Regions from separate parts of the Homo sapiens genome. Here region 2 is linked to region 1. A link is a contact called in ENCODE Hi-C data. All regions are on one chromosome and are shown on one strand. Each heading gives the region's core, a stretch centred on a gene start or an enhancer-like site at or near the end of the contact. The rest is flanking DNA. Distances are from core to core; before and after follow the strand shown.

Evidence for each region. A loop is a pair of places that touch in the nucleus more often than their neighbours do. Pooled maps may share reads with other maps.
Region 2: a map of CD4-positive, alpha-beta T cell shows a loop between it and region 1 (10-fold over the local background). The contact joins the promoter of PSMB7 here to the promoter of TTLL11 in region 1. A Hi-C loop is called at or near these places in 3 of 168 maps with a recorded cell type or tissue (CD4-positive, alpha-beta T cell and CD8-positive, alpha-beta T cell) and 6 of 50 pooled maps.

The regions. Positions count from the first base shown.
Region 1 is chr9:122,089,885-122,095,593 of GRCh38, reverse strand. TTLL11 (tubulin tyrosine ligase like 11) reads left to right here and starts at 2,286. Exons shown (of 9, transcript NM_001139442.2): 1 at 2,286-2,907. The coding sequence starts at 2,446. LOC124902263 (a long non-coding RNA gene) reads right to left here and starts at 1,462. Exons shown (of 2, transcript XR_007061757.1): 1 at 1,422-1,462; 2 at 194-420. It overlaps LOC124902262 (a long non-coding RNA gene), which reads right to left. Exons shown (of 3, transcript XR_007061755.1): 3 at 4,315-4,557. RefSeq lists enhancers at 2,106-2,295, 2,045-2,758 and a silencer at 2,646-2,695.
Region 2 is chr9:124,411,881-124,417,589 of GRCh38, reverse strand. PSMB7 (proteasome 20S subunit beta 7) reads left to right here and starts at 2,148. Exons shown (of 8, transcript NM_002799.4): 1 at 2,148-2,226; 2 at 2,655-2,748; 3 at 3,585-3,682; 4 at 5,098-5,238. The coding sequence starts at 2,165. RefSeq lists enhancers at 2,192-2,241, 4,750-5,709.

The sequences.
Region 1 (5,709 bases), core at 1,037-3,536:
CAGGTCCACCCAGATGTGCTGCATCACAGTCTCTGGGGGTGGGGTCCAGGAGCCTGCATTTTAAATAAACACCCCGGGTTGTTCCCATGCAAGTGGCCAGACGACCATGCTTACAGAAACTCTGAAACAAAGTCATGAAGGGAACAGATGCGAGCGCCCTCTGCTGCTAAAAAGGAGGTTTGGATCTCTTAAGTTTATGACTTGGACATTTCAAGGCAGTTTATTCAGCAAGTGAAACCCCTGGACTAAAGCAAAGAAACAAGACACCTGGAGAGATGAGAGAGGAAGAGGGGCCACGTTCCTTGACAACTTCTGTGTTTCTTTCACCCTGTAGTGTCGAGCGAGGCAAAGTTCCCCTGTGTGCAGTCGTGGCCGCTGTGGTCAGTCTGGGGTGCTGTTACACCTTCTCAACCCCACTTCCTAAAAAAACAAATGCGGCTCCCTCAGGTGGGAGGGGAGAGCTTTCTCCTTGGTTTGGCTTTAAAATGATGGCAACTCCCAAAAATGGAAAGCAGGGGCTCAAACAGGTATTTGTATACCAATGTTAACCGACATTCTTCACAATAGCCAAAAGGTGGAAACAACCTAAGTCCATTGACAGATGAATGGATAAAAACGAGGTGGTGTATGCACACGACGAAATATTTTTCAGTCTTAAAAATGAGTGAAATTTGGACTCATGCTACAACATGGAGAAACCTTGAGGACATTATGCTACGTGAAATAAGCCAGACAAATACTGTATGATTCCACTGACATGAGGAACCAGGAATAGTCAAATTCATAGTCAGAAAGTAGAAATGGTGGTTCCCAGGGACTAGGAGAGAAGGGAATCCCGACTTATTGTTTCATAGACACAAAGTTTCAGTTTGGTAAGATAAAAGAGTTCCGGAGACCCATAGTGGTGCTGGTTGCACAACAATGTGAGTATACAGAATGCCACTGAATTGTACACTAAAAATGGTTAAAATGGCAAATTTTGTTATATTTTACCACAACAAAAAAAGTGATATAAGTAAAAGCAGTCAGGCTGGACGTGGTGGCTCACGCTTGTAATCTCAGCACTTTGGGAGGCTGAGGCGGGTGGATCATCTGAGGTCGGGAGTTAGAGACCAGCCTGGCCAAGATGGTGAAACCCCGTCTATACTAAAAATACAAAAAATTAGCCGGGCATGGTGGCCGGCTCCTGCAATCCCAGCTACTCACAAGGCTGAGGCAGGAGAATTGCTTGAAGCCGGGAGGCGGAGGCTGCAATGAGCCGAGATCACACCATTGCATCCCAGCCTGGGCGACAAGAGCGAAACTCTGTAACAACATCAACAACAACAACAAAACAAAAACAAAAACAAAAAAGAAAACAAGAGACGCGGTGGTTCTGCTTGTAATCCTAGTACTTTGGGAGGCCGAGGCTGGCAGATTACCTGAGGTCAGGAGTTTGAGAACAGCCTCGGCAACATGGCGAAACCACGTTTCTACGAGAAACACAAAACTTAGCCGGGAGTGGTGGTACATTCGTGTAGTCTCAGCTACTCGGGAGGTTGGGGTGGGAGGATCCCTTGAGCTCTGGAAGTTGAGGCTGCTGCAGTGAGCCGGGATCGCGCCACTGCACTCCAGCCTGGGCGACAGAGAGAGACCCTGTCTAAAAAAAAAAAAAAAAAAGAAAAAAAGAAAAGAAAAAGAAAAAATCGTTAATATCCTCAACTCGAGTGGGAATCTATAGGGGGCTTACCCATGCCCATGACTTCCCCATCCCATCGGGAGCTCCCTGAGAACAGGGAAAAGTGCCTCCCCTCTTATCTGGGGGCGCTCAAAGGACCAGCAGAGGGTTTCTTCAGCGGAACACTCTCTGCTCCCCTAGGGCCTGGGCTGCTCACATCCATCGCACTGAGGAGGGTCCCATCCATTGCACTGAGGAGGGTCCCATCCATTGCACTGAGGAGGGTCCCACTGGGGGGCTCCTCCTCCGTCCTATCGAGAGTTATCCCAGCGAGTGTTGGCGGGGACTGAGCCTCCTGCTTGAGGTAGTTGTTTTTACTCCCAGTCCCCAGGCTCACGAGCCCCACGCGCGCTCAATCTGCCCTCCCGCTTCTCCTCGCCACTCCGAGTTCTGCGCCCTCGAGATCCAGCGCATCCGCGGGGTGGGCGGGTCCTGGCGGCTCTTTGCCCTCTTCCAACATGGCCGCCGCTGCCTCTGTGACAGGCAGGGTCACGTGGGCAGCCTCGCCTATGAGGTCGCTGGGGCTCGGCCGGCGATTGTCCCTTCCCGGACCCCGTCTCGATGCGGTGACTGCCGCTGTCAACCCGAGCCTGAGCGATCATGGCAACGGGCTCGGGCGGGGAACGCGTGGCAGCGGCTGCAGCGGCGGCAGTTTGGTGGCGGACTGGGGCGGCGGAGCGGCGGCGGCGGCGGCGGTGGCACTGGCACTGGCCCCGGCCCTGAGCACCATGCGGCGGGGCAGCTCCGAGAGCGAGCTGGCGGCCCGGTGGGAGGCGGAGGCGGTGGCTGCGGCCAAAGCGGCGGCCAAAGCTGAGGCCGAGGCCACAGCGGAGACGGTGGCGGAACAGGTCCGCGTGGACGCGGGCGCGGCCGGGGAACCGGAGTGCAAGGCAGGGGAGGAGCAGCCCAAGGTCCTGGCCCCGGCCCCGGCGCAGCCCAGTGCGGCTGAGGAGGGGAACACCCAGGTCCTTCAGCGGCCGCCGCCCACGCTGCCCCCGTCCAAGCCGAAGCCGGTGCAGGGCCTCTGCCCGCACGGGAAGCCCCGGGACAAGGGCCGAAGCTGCAAGCGGAGCTCGGGCCACGGTTCCGGCGAGAACGGCTCCCAGCGGCCGGTCACCGTGGACAGCTCCAAGGCCAGGACCTCCCTGGATGCCCTGAAGATCAGCATCCGCCAGCTCAAGTGGAAGGAGGTGAGGCCCGGCCCGACCCGGCCGCGTGGGCACAGTGGGGTGGACAGGACGACCTCAGAGGTCTCGGCACGGCCCAGGTCAGGTCGGCGGGCGAGGGCTGAGCTCCTGCGGTGCACCACGCTCGGGCCTGCTTGTCAGCCGCAAAGTGCTCATCCTTCAAGGCCTACCCCCCAAAATCACTTCCTCCAAGAGGGCCCCCCAGACCCCTCCAGGTCAAGTTAGCCACTCACTCCTCTGCCTCCCTGCAGCTCTTTTTATGTCTCAGCCATCAGCATTTGCCTCTGCTTGTAGATATGTGTACGTCTGTCTCCTCCACCAGCTTGTAAGCCCCTGGGGCCCCGGACCCGCTCTCTCACTTCTTCATTGAAGTTATATTTGTTTAGCACTTGCTGTGTGACTCTTGGGCAGAGGAACACTTTTTATTTTGGAGGCAGACAGGCCTAGGGTCTCACTACACTTTGCTACTTAGCTGTGTGACCTTGAGTAAGTTGCTTCACCTCTTCAGCCTATTACCTTCTCTGTAAAGTGAGGCCAATTATACTTATCTCATCATCTTGTTAGCATTAGAAGACTCACTACTTAGTGTTTTATAGCACAAGTCTGCAATAAATGGTAACTTACGTTACCACCTTCTCCTTTCTCTCTTCTTCCACCATCATCACCATCACCACCACCAGCACCACCACTGTCCTCATGATCAGTGGTATAAAATCAGGCACTGTATTTTATATTCCAGGCTTGGCTTACGGCATGTGTCAGTAAGCAGTGAATGAAAGGGTGAATGAATACATGAGTTATCATCCCTGAGCCCATTTTAGACTGGCAGGGGATGGAATGTAGCACCAGTGACTCTAGAGGTGTCTGTTGCAATTGGCTACGTGGATAAAGCCATTTGACTTTATTTGCAGCATATAAGGTATTTAATGTGCTTTCAGGAGTGTCAGGAGTTTGATTAAGGATAGCTGAGTGTGGACACAGCCAGTGGTAACAGGGATCTGCTGCGGGTAACAGAGGACTCAGGTTCTTAGCCCTGTGCCTTGGCTATGGTAGATGCTCGGTAATGGTTTCATTAAGTTGGAACATACAGAGAGATGGCCACAGAAAGGACTGATGTGGTCAGAGGGTTGATGTCCCAATAGGAAAAAGTGCATTTGGTTTGGAGGGAAGTCAAGGATCAGGCAGAACCGACTTCCAGGTGGATAGGGTGTAGCCGTTGGGGAAGTTTGACTCCAAGTGTCTGGGCCCCCAGCCTTGGGGCTTGGGATTCAGAGGGGAACTTTCATGCTGGGGAAACTTGGGGAAAACAAAGGCAGGCTCTCAGTTCTAAAGTATCTGGGTTTCTAGGCAGGGCCCCAGGTCCAGGCCAGAGATATGAGGGCTAGAAAAGGTACAACTGGACAACTTGTCAGTGCCGTGGTCTTAATGAAGGGAGAATCCAGCAAATAAAACCAGGCTATGGAGTCAGGCTAGGCAGATTGGCCCAAGTGGGGCCTCCACTTAGCTTATCCCTGTGGGAGAGAGAGACATAAAGCAGGCCAGATCTCGTTTGCTCGGAGAGATGGGGCCAGATGGACTAATACATCCCAGCCCAGGTTCGTTCACTCATTCCGTAAATGTCCACTTTGGAGGTGCCAAGTTCTTTGCTGGGCCCTGGGAACCAAACATACTTAAGATGTGACCCTTGCCCCCAAGGACTTCATGGTTCAATAGGGAATAAAACACAAGTAAAGGAATAATTGCGGTCATTACAGGTCATTACATTGCTGCTGCATCCTGAAATTCTCCCTTTTCATTTATTTGCATGGCTTACTCTTGTCACTTCTTTAGATGATACCTTCCCCATCAATCTCCAGCCCTTGGTATTTATTTTTTTTCCATAGTACTAAACTTCGCCAGGCATTATATTATGTATTGCTTGTTTATTGTCGTTTCCCTCACTAGAATGTAAGCTCCATGAGGGCAGGGGCTTTGTTTTGTTTATTGCTGTACCCGCAGGTACTTGGCACACAGAAGTTGCTCAATAAATATTCGTTGAATGAATGAATACATTATGTGATGAGTGTTTCTGTGTGAAAGGAGAAATGCTGCGGGAGGTAGAGGAGGGGCACCCAGGAAGGACTTCCTGGAGGAAATAAACCCGAGCTGAGTTGTGAGTGCTGAAAATGAACTGGAGTTATTTAGGGTCATGGACTTTGGATCCCTGGTTGCAGGAGTGGTGTGGGCAAAGCAGAGGCCCTTTCAGGACTTTGAGTATGGCCGGATCATAGCGTGGGAGGTGGAGTGGTAAGAGATGGGGCTTCAGAAATGAGCAGGGATCAGATCATGTGCCATGCGATGGGATTTGGACCTGTTTTGGGGAGGAAGGCTATGTGAGCCATTAACAGAATTTTGATGTTCTTCCATTTATCAGGGCAAGTCAGTTAAACCCTTGAGGCCTCAGTTTGCTTATCTGTAAAGTAGGGGTGGACAGAGCTAATTCAGCAGTTTCCAGTCTTTCTACTTCGGTAGCCGCATAATGGTAATGTTGATCTACTCTCTACTTCGGTAGCCGCATAATGGTAATGTTGATCTACATGAGACTGTTGCACTGGTCACCCCCAGTGGGTAGGCTTTTTCCAAGGCACTACCTGTAACTGCTTCTTCCACCTCCAACCCTGCCCTTTTTTTCCCACTCAGAGAACACATTGGCATATAGGTGGAGATGTTTATTCTAGTATATTTTAAAACATAATTCACTGAATGTGGTGGCTCATGCCTGTAATTCCACCTACTTGGGAGGCTGAGGTGGGAGGATCACTTGAG
Region 2 (5,709 bases), core at 899-3,398, 2.3 Mb before region 1:
ACAAAAATTAGTCAGGCGTGGTGGCATATGCCTGTAATCCCAGCTACTTGGGAGGCTGAGGCATGAGAATCACTTGAACCCAGGAGGTGGAGGTTGCAGTGAGCTGAGATCATGCCACTGCACTCCAGCCTGGGTGATAGAGGGAGACCGAGTCTCAAAAAAATAAATAAATAAATAAAATAAAATAAAATAAAATAAAATTCACCTAACGTAGAAGTCACCATTTTAACCATTTTAAAGTGTGCAACTCAGTGGTTTTTAGTGTATTCATAATATCGTGCAACCAATACCACTATGTAATTCCAGAATATTTTCATCATTTTCCAAAAACTCTGCGCCCACTAAACAGTCCTATCCATTCTCTCCTCCTCCCCTAACCCTTAGCAACCAAACATCTACTTTCTGTCTGTGGATTTGCCTATTAAGAACACTTCACATACATGGAATGATACACTATGTGGCCTTTTGTGCCTGGCTTCTTTCCCTCAGTATATTTTTAAGGTCCATCCCTGTTGTAACATGTATCTGTGCTTCAGACTTCTTTATGGTCTAATAATATTCCATTAAATGAATTTACCATATTTTGTTTATCCATTCATCAGTGGATGGACATTTGTTTCCATTATTTGGCTATTGTGAATAATGAGACCCCCCCCTCGCTTTTTTTTTTGAGACGGAGTCTCTGCTCTGTTGCCCAGGCTGGAGTGCAGTGGCGTGATCTCAGCTCACTGCAACTTCTGCCTCCCTGGTTCGAGCTATTCTCCTGCCTCGGCCTCCTGACTAGCTGGGACTACAGGTGCCCACCACCACGTCTGGCTAAGTTTTTGTATTTTTAGTAAAGACGGAGTTTCACCGTGTTAGCCAGGATGGTCTCAATCTCCTGACCTCATGATCCGCCCACCTCGGCCTCCCAAAGTGCTGGGATTACAGGCGTGAGACACCGCGCCCAGCCAATGAGACCCCTTTTGACGCAGGGCAGGTAAGCCCCAAAGTGCGGCTGAGCCCACAAGGGTTCTTGGCTTTGCCCAAGAAAGAATTCAAGGGCAAGTTAGAGGCAGAAGAAAACGGCTTTATTGAAGTGGCGGCGTTACAGCTCCATGACTGCTCCTGCAGAGCAGGGTTACCCTCTTAGGCAGAGTGTCAGGGCAGTTTTGCTGTCATATTTATACACACTTTTAATTACATGCAGATTAAGGGGTGGTTTATGCAGGCATTTCTAGGGAAGGGGTAGTAACTTTTGGTTTATGGTGCCACTGCCATGGAAAGGGGCGGTAACTCACGAGTGTTGCCATGGCAACGGTAAACTGACTTGGCTGGCTGGTGAGCGAGTCTTAGGGAAGACAGCTTCCGTCCAGGCCCTGTTTTAGCTAGTCCTCAATTTGGTCAGGTATCTCAGCCCCATCTCTGAATGGAGGCCTGCCTTCTACCTCACCTTTGTAGAAGTTTTTGTGAATACATGTCTTCAACCCTCTCGGGTGCGTATCTAAGAGGATAATACTTTTTGGGGAACTGCCAAATTGTTTTCCGGAGCAGCCGCACCGTTTTGCATTCTCACCAGCCGTGTATTCGGGTTCCAATTTCTCCACACTCTCGCAACCCTTGCGCTTTTCTGTCTTTTTGTTTATGGCCATCCTAGCGGGTGCGAAGTGGGATCTCACTGTGGTCGTGCTTTGCATTCACCCTATGACTAATCATGTTGAGCCTCTTTTCACAGACTTAATGGCCATTCTACAGCAGCCTTTTGAGCTAGGTTGTAATCTCCATCTGATAGCGGAGGAAACAGATTCAGAGAGTTGAAGAGACTTGCTTAACGCAAGGGGGTGGTGGGGCTGTGCCTGGGACTTGGGTCTGTCTGTCTCTGAAGCACCGCAGAACCAAATTAACGGTAGAAACAAGTCCAGTCTGAGCGGCAGGAGACCTGGTCGCTGGTGCGTTCACCTTGGACAAGTCCTTTCCCGGTTCCGGGTGTCACTTTCTCCTCCGTGCCACTTGGGGCGATATACTTCAAACATCTCTGGCCTCTCTAGGAACCAGAATCTCTAAGATCAATCGTTCTAGTGCGGCGTTTGCCCCGCCCCTTCAGCCCCCGTTGCCAGCGACGCCGGAAGTGCTCGGCTCTTTTTGTTTGCACCCGCCTCCGACCCGGAACTGCTTTCTTGGGAAGATGGCGGCTGTGTCGGTGTATGCTCCACCAGTTGGAGGCTTCTCTTTTGATAACTGCCGCAGGTGCCGCCTTGCTTGGGGCTTGGTTCAGGGAGGGAGAAGAGTGCGGTGCTCGGGTGGGAGCTGGGCCAAGGTGTGATACGAGAATTCTGAGGGAAGAATTCATGGCGGGGCCTGTGGCCCGCGGCTAGTGTGACTCAGGGGAATCAGGGCCTGGGCGTGGGTTTCTCCTGAAGCCGGGTCTGCTCTCCCACCTTCCCAGCGCACTCGGCCACCGTTTATCTCCGTCTCCTAAGGCACGTCACGGCCCCTTTGTAAGACTGTCTTCGTTGGAAAACGGGAGAACAGTGCTGATGGTGGGAGGATTCATTAAACAGATGGGCGTGAAAACAAGTAGCAGCTTTCCTGAGTTCTCTGTTAGGCACTTTTCATGCCAGTGCTGTGCGATGTGGTCCTGCCCTTCAACACTTGATTCTCTCATTTGCTCTTAGGAATGCCGTCTTGGAAGCCGATTTTGCAAAGAGGGGATACAAGCTTCCAAAGGTCCGGAAAACTGGCACGACCATCGCTGGGGTGGTCTATAAGGTAAGCCGGGTTAGGCTAAGAGCAGCAGTGACTGAACCGGCAACAGGAATCAGAACACTTGGCTTCCGGTGTCTCTCCCGGCTCGGTCTGGAAAGGCAAATGCTATAGAATACATCAGGAGACCGTCTTTCAGGAGCGACTGCTTTTGTCAGGTTTTGTGTGCTTCTTAACAGTTTATGTTCTTTCCTCACTTTGCTGAGGTTTTTTCTTTCTTTCTTTTTTTTTTTTTTAAACAGGTCAGTTAGCTTCTTAATTACTAGTTTAGGAAGCTGAAGTATGTGATGGGAGATCACGAGATTTGGGGTCAGACAGGTCTGTCTCACCTTTGAACTCTATAGTGCTGATTCCAACTTCTGGCAGCTCACTTTCCTTCTCACAGGGACACCTTCAGATGCATCAAATGGAGATAACTCCTGCCTTAAATTGTTGGAAACGTCAAAAGGGATAATGATTACCTGTGCAACATGTTTTAAAGAAAAGCAACATGTTTTAAAAGGAAATTGATAGTGATGGCTAATTTAATGGAAAGATTCCTGAGTCTTAATCCAGGTTTTTTCCAGATTAGCTCTGATTTACAAGGAATTTACCCGACACCTGAGCCTCACTTGAAAATGGGAATAATTCTTACCTACTCAGGATTCAATTAGTAGCATTTACTAAGAAACCTTTTCTTAAATCCTGAAAGTGTAGCACAATATTTTTGCTATGAGTTTTGGCTGGCGTTTTGAGATTAGGGGAGCATGTGGTATGGCCAACATAGTATTCCCTAAAGTAGAATAGAGAGTTGCGGTTGGCTTATATTTGTAAAATTGTTTAAAAACTTTTTTTTTTAATAGGATGGCATAGTTCTTGGAGCAGATACAAGAGCAACTGAAGGGATGGTTGTTGCTGACAAGAACTGTTCAAAAATACACTTCATATCTCCTAATATTTAGTAAGTATTGATTCGTTTGAATAACTCTTATATTTTCAAACATGTCAGGGCTAAAAATTGACCTTCCTGTGCTCCTTACTAAAACCTGTTTTTCAACCTGTATTTTCTGTCTCCCTTAAATGGCATTTCCAGCCACCTGTTACCTAAGCCAGTAACTTCAAGTCCTCTCTTTGCTTCAGTCTCCAATTGAATTGGTGGCCAGTTTTGCCCTCTCTGTGCCTCTTGAATCCATTCCCTCCTATCCTTTCCTTTGCTAAGGCTCTAGTTTGGGTTCTTTTTTCTTTTTCTTTTTTTCAAACATTAACTTGAACCATAGAGGTTCTTTTTTCTTAGCTGGACTATTGCAGTTACCATTTAATTGGCCTCTCTTAGGCATCCTATTGTTCACTCTTCTGCCATACTGGATTTTGTAAAACATAGATCTGATGGCATCCCTTTCTTAAAAAGCTTTTCAAGAGACTTGTCACATTTCCACATGGCTTTTAGGATAAAAATCAAAATTCTGTGGCCTTGCACAGTCTCATAGAAAGCCTACCCTTCAAGCGTCTTTTTCAGTTGCCATCACCCTGTGCTCCAGTTACGTCTGAACTGTCCCTATTTCCCTCATCTCCAAGCTATTCTACCGTTGCTTATGTGAGATTCTATTTAGAAACTCTGCCTTCTCTGCTTGTAGAGTGTTTTTATTCCAGCTCATATATAACCTTTTCCTTTTTTTAAACATTTTTTTCGTTCTTTTTTTTTTTTTTTTTTTTTTGGGAGAGATGCGGTCACACTATGTTGCCCTGGCTGATCTTGATCTTCTGGCCTCAAGTGATCCTCCCGCCTGGGTCTCACATAGTGCTGGGATTACAGGCATGAGCCATCATGCCCAGCCTGAAACCTTTTCTTAATGATCAGAATCAATTACCTTCTCCTCCGGTTTCCCGTAGGATTTTGTACCTATGCTATTACTGTGTATTAAATTATGTGTTATAATTTTTGTCTTCTTGTGTATCTTACACTCAACTTTGAGCACAAGGCCTCTCATATTTTCTTTATTCCCAGTGCTTAGTGTAATTACTGGTATCTGATAGTAAATACTTGGTAGATGTTGAATTGCAAGAGTTAACACACCTGGCACTTCTGTACAACTTGGATATATTTGTAGCATTAATGGAATGCACACACTGTTATCACAGAAACCAATAATTTCATGTGTTCCATTGGGCCATAGATAATGTATTTGCATATAACTAGATGCATATTCTCAATTTTCTGTTTATTTAAGGTTGACTAAACAGAGAAGTTACAGCATAGATATACTCAAAAACATCTCTCTGTACCTGAACTTCATGGAAGTTATCCAAGAACCCATTACTTCTAATTGAGCCCTCTGGTAATTGGATTTCAGCTAAGTTTCTAATTGGATTTTTCAGTTGTTGTGGTGCTGGGACAGCTGCAGACACAGACATGACAACCCAGCTCATTTCTTCCAACCTGGAGCTCCACTCCCTCTCCACTGGCCGTCTTCCCAGAGTTGTGACAGCCAATCGGATGCTGAAGCAGATGCTTTTCAGGTAAGTTTCCAGAATGGGGATTCCTACTAGTATCTTCTTCTCATATCTTAGATTTTTTTCAGCCAAGAGAAGCCTGGAAAGTAGCAAAAACACATTCAGAAATACACATTTTGTTCCGGAAATCAGTTGTTATATTAAAGAGCCATTTTAAATGGTTTTTGATGGTGCATTTGAATTTCTGGGGCCTGATTTTTTTCATGAGTAAATCACATGTCACCAGTTGAGTCATTTCCTGGAGCATAGGGATATTACTGGATAAGAGAAACTTTTTTGTTCACGGTAAGAAAGTTATAGCTGGAGGAACTATCAAGTTGTCTTGTGAAACTACTCTCTCCTCCCCATAAACACAAACCCAAATGATTGTCTCTCCTTCCCCCCACCCCCTCCCTTTAGGGGCAAAATAACAGTGAATGAAAAGTGATATTTATAATTGGCTGTCAGTGGGTATGATAATATTAATATTAACCAACC